Linked DNA regions of Homo sapiens: region 1 is linked to region 2. A link is a loop called in an ENCODE intact Hi-C map of the cell type or tissue named here. Cell type or tissue: Caco-2. All regions are shown on one strand.

Region 1 (8,000 bases), 86 kb after region 2:
AATTTGGATAAAGTTCTTGGTTATTTTACATGTGCTGTTGAATATCTTCAAAACCAAATGGGTTCACTTTCAAAATAGTAAAATGTAAATTTGTTCTCTTAACACTCAGCCTCACAACATTCATACTGTAACATTTTATGTTATTTAATATGGCTTTTAAAACTTACATTAGTAATGTGCTAATGAGACCTTACAGGCTTTAATTCATTACAGAAGATGCAATAAAGACTAATATGAGTAGAGCTTCCTAGGCAACCAGGAATCAGATTTTTTTCTAATGTAAGAAAACTGGTCAATTTTCTACTCTATTGATGTTTGCCATTACAGTAATGAAGCAGGTTACATTTTCTTTGTAATAAGATGATTAATTTGGTTATTGACTTTCTGTTTCAATTTCATGTTTCATTTAAATGATTTGAAAATACAGGTTCTGTATTTTTCCACTACATGCTTGGGTCAGATGTAAAACATTTATTCTATTTGGTTCCCAACTTTAATATCGGAGAGGAATTTTTTTGTTTTTTTCATACTTAGAAGCCATTACACAGATAAAATTATCAATTGAGATTAATAGCATAGAATGTCACCCAATACAAAGGGAACTGGGTATTCATCTCAAAACTTGAATTTGAATGTGGAATCATACAGATAGAAAAATTCTGAGACAGCAGAAGAACAAAAAGTCATCATCTTTTTGTGTGAGTCACTTTCTCCTGAGACCATACCCTACATTTTGGAGGCAGATTGTTTTTTTCAAGCCAGTTACTTTATAGAGATGGGAGAGTGTAGAACTTCAAAATGCCAATGCACATGACCTTCTGATTATATGGACTTGTATAGTTTTCTGAATGTAGGTCTTATACTTCCATAAATTGATGGTTCCTCGAGAACAGATGGCATATTTTATACATCTTTGTATGATACCTAGCAAAGAGCCCTGCACAAAGTAGGTGAATAACAAATGTCTCTGTTAAATAAAGTACCATGAGAAGCATAGATGAGAGAGAGGTAAGGAATGAGGTAAGAGGTTCCAAGGACATGTCTATAAGTAGGTACTTATATTTGTTGTGTACTTTATTTTTATTGAAAGACCCTCTCTAAATCCAAATAGTCATCTACTCAGGTCTGTGGGATACAACAATTCCCCGATTACTTGGCTTAACATTCCTTCCTGCAGAGCCACTATAGGGGTAAATCAGGGATGGTCAAGAGGATTCATTCCTTATACCAACCAGTTATGTAGAATTGGTGGTGATCCCTTGGGCTGCAGTATGGAGAAAGCAGCTCAGACTATTCCTGAGCCCAGTGAAAAAGAGGACAAGATGGCCATCTATGAGCTGGATAATCAAGACAGTCCTGTCTGCTTGGTAGCACGACCCTTCTCCAAGATTTGCCCCTCATCCTTCTTTCAAAGCCCAGATCAAATTCTGCCTCTTCAAGATGGCTTTTCAGATCCCCACCTTCAAGCTAGCACCCTCCCTTTCCTGCTTGTATAGCAAACTATTCTAGCCTTTATTCTCATATTTGTCATAGTCTCCTCATCCATCTATTTCTCTCTACCTACCTAGTTATTCATGTCAATTCCACTAGAGTAGTTTCTCGTGGGGAGGCAGGGATAATCTCTTTCACTTTTCTGTCTCCTATGTGCCCAGTATAAATGGGCTTTACTTATAGGATACGCTTCATAAATGACAATGAAGGAAACTGAACAGCAGACTGATTGATGGAAGGTCACCCAACAGATCATTACAGTGATAAGAGAAAACTGATGGTATGTTAGAGAAGTAGAATGTTCTGTCACTGCAGATTGACCCTGATCTACAGCTAGGGAAGAACTGTATGGGATTCCACAGACAATGAGTATCAATGGCACAAACTCATTCTTGAATTTTTGCCAGTTCAAGAAGAGACTGAGTCATCGAATGCTCTAAATGTCACTTCACCTCATGTTCTGTCAACACAGAGGGTAACTCAGAGTGGCCAGTTCCACTCAACCATCCAAGAAAACAAAACAAGAAAAGCAGACATTAAAAGAGGGCAGTGTTCTGCACTTCACAGGTCTGTGACCTTGGCCAAATTACTTAACCTCTGTAAGCCTTAATTTCTTCTTCCTGTGTAACATGGAGATGATGGTATCTACTTACAGGCAAGAGTTGAGATAATATATGCAAAATTCTTGGCATGGTAGAATATTAATTGAACTATGAAGATGATTGTATCCACTATTCCCTTTTCCCTTCTTGGCTATTTCATTTCCATTCATGTTACTTTGTTTTATATATACACTGCTTTACTGTGTATGAGAAAAATGACTGTCCACTGGTAGAAATATAGCCTGAGGTTTTTTTTGTTTTTAATTCTCTCTCTCTCTTTTTTTTTTTTTTTTTTTTTGAGATAGAGTCTCACTGGAGTGCAGTGGTATAATCTTGGCTCACTGCAACCTCTGCCTCCCGGGTTCAAGTGATCCTCCCACCTCAGCCTCCCAAGTAGCTAATACTACATGTGTGTACCACCATGCCTGGCTAATTTTTTGTATGTTCAGTAGAGACAGGGTTTTACCATGTTTCCCAGGCTTGTCTGGAACTCCTGACCTCGGGTAATCCACCTGGCTTGGCCTCCCATGGTGCTGGGATTACAGGCACAAGCCACCGTGCTGGGCCTTTTTTAAATTATCTAACCCTAGCCCCTGAATTTTTAAAACCACCATGGAACATCACTGGAATGAAAATGGAGACCATGTGACTTCTTCAGCTTTCCAAAGAAAACAGGTTTACTGATTATACGCAGCTAGAATGGTTGGCATAATTGTTATGAATGACAAACCCTTCAATTCATTGATGTGTATGAGTCAGTGATGTTGGGATAAATGTCTTTGGATACACATTACACAGTGCTCCCAGATGTTTATATTCCTTCCCACTCCCTAACCTAATCCTAAAATATTAGCTCTCTAGACAAGAGCATAAACTGAAAACTCATATTTGCTCTTAGGACTCTTTACAATCATTTTCACATGTGATTATCTTGGTGTGTACATAGAGTGGCCATCTTTGTTTACAATGAAGACGCGAAAGCCCAAAGGTTGGCTAATGTAACCATGGAAACCAAGCTAATAAATGGTCAAATCTGTACCAAGAATAATTCTAGAGACTTCAGTTGCTTCAGAGATGGATGAGGTAGGAGTTTTTCTCAGAGGGATGCAGGTCTGTCTGTGGTCGCTTAGTTGGGTTGATTCCCACATAGTATTAATGAGCATATGGAAAGATAACAAAAGCAGCTAACACTTATTGAATACTAAAGTCTGAAGTAGCGTGCCAAGTACTTTCAGGCATTATCTCTAATCCTTATCACAAGTATATGAGGTAGGTACTATTATTAGACCCACTTTCTAAATGAGAAAATAAGCTTGGACTAGTAAGTAATTTGTTTAAGGTCATTCAACTAACAAGTGGCAAAGGATAAAAGTTAAATTTAAGTTTACCTGACTCCCAAGTTCATATTCTTTTTTTTTGAGATGAAGTTTTGCTCTGTTACCCAGGCTGGAGTGCAGTGGTGCAATCTCAGCTCACTGGAACCTCCGCCCCCCGAGTTCAAGTGATTCTCCTGTCTCAGCCTCTTGAGTAGCTGGGATTACAGGTGCATGCCACCATGCCCGGCTAATTTTTGTATTTTTAGTAGAGACAGGCTTTCACCATGTTGATCAGGCTGGTCTCGAACTCCTGACCTCGTGATCCACCTGCCCCAGCTTCCCAAAGGCGTGAGCCACCGCGCCCATCCCCAAGTTCATATTCTTAACTAACACAGACATTGCTTCTATCTCTTAGTCACCTAACATTGACTCTTTCTGTTTCATGACCAGATCTTATACTCTGATTTTTCCCCTGCTTTTGAAGAAATAAAGGTGGGAGGCAGTGGAATGGGGAAGACAGGGAGAGGAAGAGGTTGGGGAGGGAGGGATGGCTCATTCAGTGATTGTGTGCCATCTATATTCATTCATTCCTACTATGTGCCAGGCATCACACTAGATGCCAGGTCTCAGCTGTGATAAAAAATAACTTTCTTGTTCTTATGAGGCTAAATGCCCCAGGGTCCTACACCCACTTCTCCTAGTCAGTCAAATGTGTGTGGGCTTTTGAGGGGACAAGGGTGCCATGCTGTGGTATCACCCAAAGCTTTCTCTAGATAAGTGGATGTGAGAAAACCCAACAGCTGAGAGCAGCTCAGAGAATGTTTATGGAAATATGTAACTGTTTCTCTTAAAGCCAATCCTGAGTCCCCTGTTTTGACTTTGGGTACGTATAATGTACTACATACTCCCTTCCCTCTGTGTGAAGCAGATCATATTGCAGCCCTGAAGTTATGTGTGGCTGTAGTGAAGCAGCAGGCATAACACTCTGCTGTTGGCTGGTAACTGTTTCCAATAACAGACAAGCTGCATCAATGCAGGGTTTGGAATGCAACGTAGGACATAGCTAGGGGCCTCCTTGTTTTCTGTCACTAGGGTGGAGGGGGCCCTAAGGCAGGGCCTGGGTGGGCCTCTCTTCCTAATAACTCTTCTAATGAATCTCATAGCTGTCCTGGGAATTAGTTCTACCTTCTTCCTATCCATGGTAGGATTGATTTCCTTAATAGCCAGTGACTGCCTGTCATTAAGAGCTCTGGGACAGGGAAGAATGGGGACAACCACAGACCTCCTCCCTGCAAAATATGTTCAGTGATTGTGACTCACTGCATCATCTGGCCCCATAGAGCAATTTTCCAAATATTTCTCCTCAACATCTCTTTCCATCAAACTAAAATGTCAATTTTTTTTTAAAGCTCTGATTAAAGGATAAACAGTTTCATAATGGGATTTGAAAGCCTGGGCAATCATATCATTAAAAAAAAATTGGCTGCCAAGCAGCTTGCTCAAATGACACCAGGCACATTGCCTAGTGAACTTTAGGTGAATAGGCGATGGAGTCTGTCTGGGCCTGATTTGCAGAGACTTCTTAAAGAAGGGAATCTGCTGCAGGCATGCAAACTACAGCAAGACTGAGCTGTGCATGGCTAGTTTTAGGGAAGGCTCCAGCTTGGGGAGCTTGGAAGGTGGTCTTTATCAGCCTGCCAAGATATCTGTGTGGAATCACGCCCACCATTTCTTCTCCCAAAGAGACAGATGAACAGACTCCACTATGACCAATGCAATATGGTGAACAGATGTTTGCCTCACACAGCTGAAGTGAGCTGGCTTTCCAGAGATTTAAAGGAAGGAGAAGGTGTCTTGGGAACAGTGTTCCCAATATTATGATCCCAATCATAACTCATTGCTACCACTCCAGGATAGGGGGGCAGGGGCGGAATATAGTTCTGTGTCATCCACCAGTGGCTCCTCCGGGTCAAAATCCAGATCCAAGAGAATGTAATTCATGAAGCGATATTTACTAGATAGCTTCACCTGGGCTGACTGTGACATCACTAGCATGTTTAACCCTTCATTTACATTTACTTATCCACACTCTACCCTGACTCATATCCTTTGTTTCCATAATAAACTTTTAGCAACTATTGACATTCATCTTTCCCTGAGCTCACCTTTTTCCTGAATTGACCCCAACAACCTGTGAGACGGCCAAAGGCTTTTGCCTAGTCTTTGAGTCAGCTGAATACACAGATGCCTGAACCTATGCCAGTGCATCTTTATCATATTTGTAGTCCACCTGCTCTTTGTTTATCAGCTGTCTGTACACACATAAGATAACTCTGCATTCTCCTTACTTGAGTTGCATCAGTCAGTAGTGTCTTTTGTTACTGCCTAGGGTGAGCAAAGAACATTACCTATAGTGAATGAGGAACACCTTTGTTCATGCCACAAAATCCATTTTGTCTTTTTTAAGAATGCACCTCACTTTAAGTAAACTTAATATATGAAAATTTAGATTCCAGTAAGAAAATTCAAGTTTCACATAGCTTTTCAGGACCTCACTTGGCTACACAGAGCAGTGATTCTCAAGGAGGTTGATTACACCTCCTCAGAGATGCTTTAAAAATTTGTGGGCTGGGCACGGTGGCTCACGCCTGTAATCCCAGCACTTTGGGAGGCCGACATGGGCGGATCACGAGGTCAGGAGATCGAGACCATCCTGGCTAACATGGTGAAACCCCGTCTCTACTAAAAATACAAAAAAATTAGCTGGGTGTCGTGGTGGGCAACTGTAGTCCCAGCTACTCAGGAGGCTGAGACAGGAGAATGGCATGAACCCAGGAGGCAGAGCTTGCAGTGAGCCGAGATCATGCTGCTGCACTCCAGCCTGGGCAACAGAGCAAGACTCCGTCTCAAAAAAAAAGAAAAAAATTGTGGTGGCATTTTTGCTAGTCTGAATGATTGAAGTGATGTGACTGGCATTTAGTGAGTGGGCCTCAGGGAGGCTAGATAGGATAGTTTTATACAACAAAGAACTGTCCCAGCAGGCATCCTAGAGTCTCAAACTTAACTCTTTCAGACATAATAAAAAATATTGTATACAGGTTTAATATAGTCTAAATTTTTCAGGAATGCAACTACTTTATAAATCAAAGGAGATTGTATTTGATTTGTTTGGAACTTTACCAAGAGGTTTTCATCATTTGGGGGAAAAAAAATCACATCATGGACAGCAATGCAATAAGAGGTTTTCAAGTGTCCAATGTAACACACCTGCATCCATCTGCATTGGGCTGTGCATTCATGGTAATACTATTAGTATTAGTAATAGCAATATCCATGGTAATAAACTGTGTCTTTTTTTTTTTTTTTTTTTGAGATGGAGTCTTGCTCTGTCACCCAGGCTGAAGTGCAGTGGCGTGATCTCAGCTCACTGCAACCTCCACCTCCCAGGTTCAAGCGATTTTCCTGCCTCAGTCTCCCAAGTAGTTGGGATTACAGGTGCATGCCACCACACCCGGCTAATTTTTGTATTTTTAGTAGAGACAGGGTTTCACCATCTTGGCCAAGCTGGCTTTGAACTCCTGACCTCATGATCCACCCGCCTTGGCCTCCCAAAGTGTTGGGATTACAGGCATGAGCCACCGTGCCCAACCTAAACTGTGTCTTTTAAAAACTGTCTTCTAGTGTTGTCATGCCTGAGGATTTTACTGATGAAATGTGTTATTTTATTACAAATTACTTTTATCTCTCTTTCATATTATATATAGAGTACTTATTTTAAAAATTTTGTATTGGTTATATAATCTATAAATTTCTGTGTAGGATTGTAAAGAAACTGTTATTACCTTTTATATATACAAAGAGGACTTTAGGTTTTATGGAGATGAGAACCATTGGCCTAAAGCAACATCTGTCAACTATTCAGACAGAAACATTTTCCATTTGCACAAATAGAAGTGATTTCCTCTGTGCTAGATGAAAACAGTGGGGCCAAGATTTTCAACTTGTGTTATGGAAAGTCTGGAAAATGTGCTCTATTCAACAGGACTTTAATTTAGTCCGCCACTGATCAAACAATTCCTTTCTATGCCTAGCTTATTTTCATTCCAATATTTATTGATTCTATCACTGTGCTGGATATTGCAAGGATTAAACAACTCAGGGCCCTGACTATCTGGAAGCATAGACTGCCCTCTCTTGGAAGGCAATCTGCATGAAGAAAGGCATACTTCACAAACTTGGTACCCACAACTTTGACACCCAGGGCATCAAATGATGTTTCTTTTGATGAAAATTCTGAAATGCCCCTGAACCTTTCTTACAACACCATCAAGGTAGTTAACATGCAATGCTGGGGTTCTCTAAATCACAAATATCAGGTGGCCGATAAGGACTATATATTCTAAAAGAGAAGAGGAACGAATTGACTTAGAGGAGTAGGAGGAGGATGGGCTTTGGAGTTGGGTAGATCTGGGTTCATAGCTTGGCTCTACCACTTACTGTCTTACCTTGGGAAGGCTCAATTTCCTCCTCCCTAAAATGGTCATAATACCATCCGCATCACTAAGCTGATTTGAGGGTTAAATTAAGTCAT
Region 2 (8,000 bases):
ATGTTCCAGCCAGGTGACCTTGGGCAGGTGCACAACTTCTCTGCAGCCTCAGTTCCCTCATCTATAAAAATGGGAATAATAAGAGGTGCTCCCTCAGAAGCAAGTTGTGAGGATTAAACACATCTCGAGTTTATCACACAATGTCTGGCACATAGTAAGTGCTCACACATTGTTGTTTATTATTATTATTTATGAATCCTGGATTCCTATCATAGCACAAACAGGTAGGCATTATTGCCATTTCACAGTGAGGAAACTGAGGCTTAGGGGTGTTAAGGGGCTTACCCAGATGAGAAAGTGAGTATAGAGTTAGGGCTCTCTGGCTTGATGTGATTAGATTAGTTCCTAAATACCAGTGACACAGTTTACCCATCCCCTGCATGGAGGAAGCTGGGTATTAGTGGATGGTGAGGGAAATAGAACTGGAACTATGGGGTGCTCCTTTTAATGTCAACCCAGGAATGAACTCTTTAAGTGCCCCCCACCAGTCAGGCTCCCCACCAGCCCACTGGGCTCCTGTCCCAGCCAGATTCCCTCGCAGAAAGCCCTCTTACAGCCAGGCCAGTAGCCTTCTTCTTCACCCCATTCCCAGTAGCAGCAGGCATGTGGAGAACCCATCTGTCTCCTTCCCACAGTGGGAGAGGGCAACTGAGGGGCCAGGGCTCAACTGCGCAGGCAGCAGCGTTTGAACCTGTGGACCAGCAGAGGTGGGCATGGGCCCTTTGAGTCTGTTGGCTGTGGCAGAAAACTAAATCTGGAGCCCCTCACGTGACAGGAAGCTGCCTATGAATAAGTCTGTGCTCGGTGTGCAGCTGTGTGGACATCCAGGGCATGAGGAAAACAGAAACCTCTGTCAGGCAGTCCAGCAAAAAAAAAAAAAAAAAAAAAAAAAAAAAAAGAAAAGAAAAGGTCAGGAACAAGAGCCCCTGCAAGAGATTTTAAAACTTTTTGGTGTATTTCATGCACCATGAGGACACATGCTGCTCTCTGGACTGGGTCTATCCAAGTCCACAGAGCTTTCTAGATTAAATCTTTGTTGTATAGCAACTTCTGTCATTTATTCAACAATATTTACCAAGTGCGTAATTGATGGTAGGCACTTGCTGGATGCTGGGTAGAGCAGGGAACACAGCAGACCCCATCATTTCCATCAGGGAGCTTATGTTCTAGAAGGGAGAGTGGCAATAAATAAGTACTTAAAATAACCGTTATATGAATTATTACAGGGATTAGCATAATGAAAGAAAACGCAAAGAATGGAGGAACTCATCTAATTTGGTGGTGGTGGGGCAGTTACAAAAAGCCTTTTGGGATGAAGTGATCTTTAAGTTAAGACTTGAAGTTTACAGCGAAGTTGGCCACCCAAAGAGGAATAGAATGGAGAGAAGATCATTTTCATTCATTTACCCATGCATCATTCATTTATTTATTCAGCAATTACTTATTGCATACCTCCTGTTTTCAGGCACTTTTCTGGAAGGCAAAGAAAATCAGGTGAAAATTGCTATGCTCAGAGTTAAATTCCCAGTTCTTTTGATTATCTATTGCAAGTACTTTAAACTTAGCTTTAGAAAATAAAGGCTAATGTGGGTCATTCTCCTATCTTTCAGCACTAGTCATCCTTTATAGACAGTGGGGTACCAGGGAATGCCCAAGCAGACAACAAGGAAAGGGAGACAACCCAGCGCCTGACTTTTAAAGCGATCCTTTTTTTCTCAGGCCTTGGTGAAGTTATAGGCACCACCTGCCTTGGGAAACAGTGAAACTTTTACTGCAGTTCAACAGTATCGCACTTGTTGAAGCATGCAAATTTGAGAAGAATGAGGTTGTAGGGGCAGGTGGATGGAGGGGGTAGTTGAAAATAGTTTTTGTAAAAGGAGAAAAAGAACGGAGCCGGAATGTCTGTTCCCTTTAGGGGAGCCAACACACCTGCAGCACCTGATACAAGCGTGAACATATACAATAAACATGGCTCAGTGCTTGGTGGACACAGAACTGTGTGAGCTCTAGAGAACCTTGTGGGATTTACATTGTGACAGTTTGTTAAACGCTGGAGGCTGTAATAGCAGATAAAGAACTGGAGCTATAAAATGATTGTTTCACTTCATCTGTTAGGTTAGGCAACATGTGGAGGTCATTGTTTCAAACAATTGAACAAAATTTCAAAGTTTTGTCTTTGTTCATTAAAGAAAATGTATATGACAAATCAAAGGTGTGTTTTATGGATTGTAGATTTAGGGTGATATTAAGAGACTTTTAATTTGGAGAATTGGTTCTTTGCAAAATAAGAAGGACTGGATATAATACAACCAGCTGGATATGGTGCAGGTGTGCTTGATTCATCTTCAATGGGCGTCAGCAAAGTAGTGGCTAAGACCTTGAACTTGGAGTCAAGATGGGCCACCCTTTATTTGCTGTGAATGTTGGCAAAGCTATGTCTCATTTTCTTCATCCATGAGTTGAGAATAATAATGGTAACTCTTCCATGGTTCTGAGGATTAATTAACACAGGTAATATATGTGGTGCCTAGCACATGGTAAGTACATGTTATTAATATCCATTTCTAAGGCTCCTTGGTGACAGTTTCGACCATCCTAGATATTTTAGTGAAGCTACTGTATGTATATGGATATTTGTCTCTCTGGTTGATTTTTCTAACGTTGGTTAAAAATGTATCCAGAAGAAGAAATAAAAATAACAATCATCCTCCAGTTTTAAAAGCAGATGAGTTCTTGAGAAGAGGGCAAATGAGTCTGTATATGGAGCACAGGCCCAGCCACTTTTACATTTTATTTGTTTATTTTAAAAAAGACCACATTTCGCTTTGTTGCCCAGGCTGGAGTGCAGTGGTGCAATCACAGCTGACTGTAATCTTGAACTCCTGGGATCAAGCAGTCCTCTCACCTTGGCCTCCTGAATTATTGGGATTACAGGCATGAGCCAACATGTCTGGCTGACCCAGCTACTTTAGAGATCAATAGTGATCTCCCATCTGCTCCCCCACAGGCATAACCAACAATCTCATGCTGAGAACTGATGCTTCTCTCTGCCTTTGCACATTGTAAACATGGTGCATTTGCTGCATTTTCCTATGATCTTCTGCTAAACTCAGGCCTTTTATTTACAGACAAACGGTGCGACTTTTACACAGGCATCATGGGAGTAAGCCCAAGATATTTTCTCACACTTGATTCCAGGCATGTGGGGTTTGGTTTCTTGATCAAATATCTGTGTTTGCTCTGTTTACAAGTATCTGATGAGCAAAACCAACAGAGGTGCTCCAGACAGGCTGGCTGTGCTGATCCCTTGGAAAAGAATTAAACAAAACCCAGTCTTTGTGTGAGTACTGTCCTAGCGTGCTGACTGATCTATTTGCTGATTAAATTCTTAACCTGTACCTATTTGATGCTTACGTCAGTTTTGCGTCTTTGAACCCTAATTTTGCAGTGCTTTAGTGACCAATTTATTTTTTTCAGTAAACTGCATAAATGACTCATCAGCAGGAAATGTGAATAAATAGTCAACTTAACTGAAAATACAAATAAACATATCTTTCTTTTGTGAGGAGGATTTGCTTAAAGGGGAAAAAAACCTTGGGAGGATGGACTATAGTTCCTAAGAGGGCATAATCTTCTGCTTTTTCTGTGGGATTCTAGCCCCCTTTTCTGGGCAGGGATGGCATGAGCCCAGCTACTAAGGAGATATCTGTCCACATGACATTTATTAGTTTAGAAGTGGTAGCCTCTTCATCAGGAATTTAAGTAATTTTTAAAGAGTTACCTGATGAGTGCATACATGTATGTGTACGTGCATGTGTACGCGTGTGTGTGTGTGTGTGTGTGTGTGTGTGTGTGTTTTCTGGAATCCCTGTAAGTCATCTTTCTGGTCACTCATGTAGCCAGTGCTATGACCTCATATAATTGGAACTCTAATTCTACTGCCTACTAAACAGTCAATAATATTGAGCACTATTAAACATCTCATGAAAGAATAGCATTAGAATTAGCACCCAGATGGCATCATAACCATATGGGCACAATAATGTGGATATAAAGACATTTTCTTGATTACCATATCCACAGGACCTTTGATTCTGGAATTCTACATGGGATTCCTAATTTCCATGTAAATAGTTTTGTTAGCATGGCAATCACAGGCAGTCATTACAAGAACCTGTCTTGTATCTCTTAACTGAGATGAAAGAGAGGCAAAACGGAGGTGGTGATGAAAGCATTGCATAAAGAGTGACTTTCCATATTTCATGTCTGGATTAAATCCAAGTTTCAAAGTTCAGGAGGCCCCCTGAGCATGCTGGATACTTTCACTGATGACTCATGAGAGGTGTACATATTTTTCTCCCTTTGTTCAAGCGTGGTGACCAACTCCCTCTGCCCTCCCATTCTTATCTCCTTGTAAGTGCCCTAGGTGAGTATTTCCCCATCCTTCCCATCCTGTGATATGCCTGGGAACTTGCTGAGACACCACACTAGAAGAAAGGGTGAATCTCCCAGGGACTTTCACGCCATTATGACTTTTTCTATTTTTGTATGGAAAATATGAACCTCTAATGTTCTGATACTGGAAATCCAGAAGCTGGGCAAGTAACAGGTAAAATTCAAGGCAACATAGTATCCAGCCACAATGAAACTGAAAGAATATGGATAGGCTTGTACATGGTTTTGTTTTAAAGTAGTTCTAAATACTAAAGTTACAAATATTTTAAATTTACACATAAATACATAGAATTCTAATGATGGTTACAATCATTTAATAATAATACATCAAAAATTAGCAAAAGAGGAGAATCCAAGACCCTTCCTAAAAACCCTAAATAACTTCAATAAGAGCTAAAATATCAGGATACAATGTCTAAAACACCAGCTACACTCGATTAAGTTTCAGGGAAAAGCCAAAATAGACTCTTGTCTCTCTGACTCTGGGAATTCCAACTCAGGATGACCATGAAGAGATATGGGGACATTTTTAGGAGAGCCGTTTCAGCAGATCTTGTAGGTGAATGGGCAGACACATTAGCAATCTGGTATGAAATTCATCTTGGTTATCAGCCTGGAGTATTTCCACGTATTGATATCCTCTTTACTATCTTTCCAATTTTATTCTATTTAGTATTTATTATATGCATAGTTTTATTCTATTTAATATTTTCTTAATTTTTATTAGATTCAGATCTCTGGTTTTAAGACAATATTATTATATTACTTCTAATAATGATAGTAGTTAATACTTATTTAGTGTGGACTACCTTCTAGGCACAGTTCAAATTGCCATACAATTATTTTCTCTTTAATCCTCACAATACATTAATGAGATGGGTGTTACTATTATACACATTTTACCGATGTGAAAATGAAGGCGCTTAGAGGTGCTATAACTTGCCCAAGGTCACACAGCTGGTGTGGGGTGGCAGGATTTGATCAAAAGAAGTTTCTTCTCTAGCCAATGGATCAAACACATGCTCGGGGTCCAATCTCTACAGCCTCCCTGCACTCAGTGAGATGCTCACCAGTGGAGGGCAAGAGGCATTCTTATCTCACTGACCAAGTGTGGCTGGCCTCTCTCTGCTCACTGTACTCTGACGTTTCTTCTGTAACTCCTTTCACAGTGGTAATTAATGAGGAGTTGGGTGTTTATTGTCTATTTCCTCTACAAAATTATAAGCTTCTTGAGGGCAGGAACTATGCTTATTTGAATCATTGATGAATCCCCCCATTCCTAGCAGTGCCTCATACCTGACAGACATAAAGTACAAATTTTCTGAGTAAACAAATCTTCTTCTATAAAGAGTTATAATATTTGGGTGTCATTAATCTACACCACTAGAAATATTACCCAATGTAATGCCCATGTGACTAGGTAAATTTCTACCCCGCCTTAACTCTGCTCATCTTTAGGGAACAGGAGGCCTGACGTCAAAAGCTCCCCCTCGTGACCAAATCGACTGGGACTTGTTGGATCCAAGATGGCAGCTCACTTGACTTCTGAAGAACCTGGAACTTCATTATAATCAAATTTCCGTGCTAAATGACATTCCCGCGAGCACCATGACAGTTGACAATCACCATGACAATGACAGAAGAAACCATAAAATGACAAAAAGGAAGGCGGCAACTCTGGTTCTGAGTTTTCTGCCCATTTCCAGAAAAGATGTGAATATTCTTCTCTTTGCTTTTAATGCCTGACCCTGTCATTAGAGATATTCTGTATCTGTGACTTCCTGGTTTTCATAAGCTGAGAAGGTGATTTGTGAGCCAATCTCCTGGTTCTCAATTTCATGGCCATTGAATGAAGCTGGTACTGCTTGATGCTCACTTTCTGTTCTGTGTATTGGCTTCCTGGCACTGAAGAGGGAAAGACCTATTTTTGGGGTGGGGGCGGGGGGGACCAGCTTTATCAGTAACAGAAAGTTAGGACAGTCATTCCTTTTCAAGACACCTCTTCATCCTCAAAGATTAACAGCTCTTTCTTAATGTCATAACAATCAAAATTTGGAATTAAGCTCCTTATGGATCACGGGTGAGAGTGAATTTGCTCTTTGAAAGAACAGATGTCACAATATATGAACATATTTTCATTTTATTAAACATGCTAGTACAGTACAGTGGTTAAGACCTCAGAGGCTGGAGCTAGGGGCCCTGGGCTGGAATTCTGACTCTGTCACTTACATGTGAGACAGTAGGCATGTTATCAACTCAACATGTCTCAGTTTCCTTGTCTATAAAATGGGGATAATAATAGAACCTAACTTATAAGGGTGGTTGTGAGAATTAAATGTGTTAATATATGTAAAGTTTCTGAAATGGTGCCTAACAAAAAGTAATCATTATATAAATATTAACTACTCATCTTTCTAATGTGTTACTATTTTATGGTATTCTGTTTTCCTACTATTTTTATTTAGCTTGTTTATCATCATTGAACATTATTTTTACTATTTAATATTTTCTTTATTTAGAAGAATTTATTTTTCTAGGGCAGTTTTAGGTTCATAGCAAAATTGAGAGGAAGGTACAGGTATATTTCCCATATACCATTGGGTCCCATACATGCATGGCCTCCTCCATTATCAACACCCCCCACCAAAGTGGCACATTAGTTACAACAGATGAACCTGCATTCACACATCATTATCACCCAGAGTCCGTAGTTTACATCAGAGTTCACTCTTGATGTTGTTCATTCTGTGGGTTTGGACAAATGTATAAAGGCATGTGTGCACCATTATAGTTTCATATAGAGTAGTTTCAATGCCCTAAAAATCCTGTGTGTCCCTGAACACCTAAAGGAGGTCTGGAGTGGAGTGAGGCAATCAATTGGGGGGTGGGCTGAGGGAGCACAGCTGCAGAGACCGGCCTTGGAGGGCACCCTGAGGGTCCTGTGCTTCCATGGTACATGCAAAGCCAACCTCTCAAGGGCTACAAGCAGTGACATTCCATAAGCAGGTTTCCATTTTGGAGAGATCACCCTGTCCTCTTTGAGGGACGTGGGTTAGAAGATCACCTGGGACTTTAGCAGCCTTGGGAAGGCCCTGAGCCAGCAACCGCTCATACACTTAATTGGATCAATGAAAAAGGTCCAAATTCCTGTTGACGCTAACATCTGATCACCATAGAGCCCTACGACAATTTTAGAATCGGCAGCCTAATCCAGTGGTCTCCACTGTGGGGTGACACACCTCAGAAAGTGCACAAAACAATTCGTTTCAGAGTGGAAGAGAAATACTAGAACTTCTATTTTTAAAAATAATAAATACAACTAAATAACAAATTTCATTATTTCCAAATTGAACATTTCCTTTGTATGTTTTATAATGTATTATATAATATACATTATCTCATTTATAAACAAACAAATATGAGGTGGTGCTAAAGTGTTTTTACTGATTGAGCGCCGTTTCCTTCCATGCTGGAAGTCTCCTATCTGTGTCAAAGGCTATCCTGATTCAACCCCTGAAATTACTATTCCAGGACTTTATTGTCAT

The links. Peaks named below come from ENCODE experiments on the same cell type or tissue, not always from the same donor. Only the 100,000 strongest peaks of a DNase experiment are listed, where the experiment ranks them.
Region 1: it touches region 2 in a loop (5-fold over the local background); 2 of 110 quality-filtered maps call a loop at or near these places.

What each region holds. Positions count from the first base shown.
Region 1 is chr5:143,678,022-143,686,021 of GRCh38, forward strand. MIR5197 (microRNA 5197) reads left to right here and starts at 1,839; the gene lies at 1,839-1,950. In Caco-2, no CTCF peak of the experiment used is centred here; DNase peaks (open chromatin) are centred at 3,090 and 5,620.
Region 2 is chr5:143,592,105-143,600,104 of GRCh38, forward strand. LOC105378209 (a long non-coding RNA gene) reads left to right here. Exons shown (of 4, transcript XR_944375.1): 4 at 5,914-6,330. Among named protein-coding and RNA genes, the nearest start is that of MIR5197, 84 kb to the right of the region's middle. RefSeq lists enhancers at 620-679, 3,137-4,336, 4,100-4,394, 4,215-4,359 and a cis regulatory region at 4,281-4,294. In Caco-2, no CTCF peak of the experiment used is centred here; DNase peaks (open chromatin) are centred at 3,267, 3,827 and 4,367.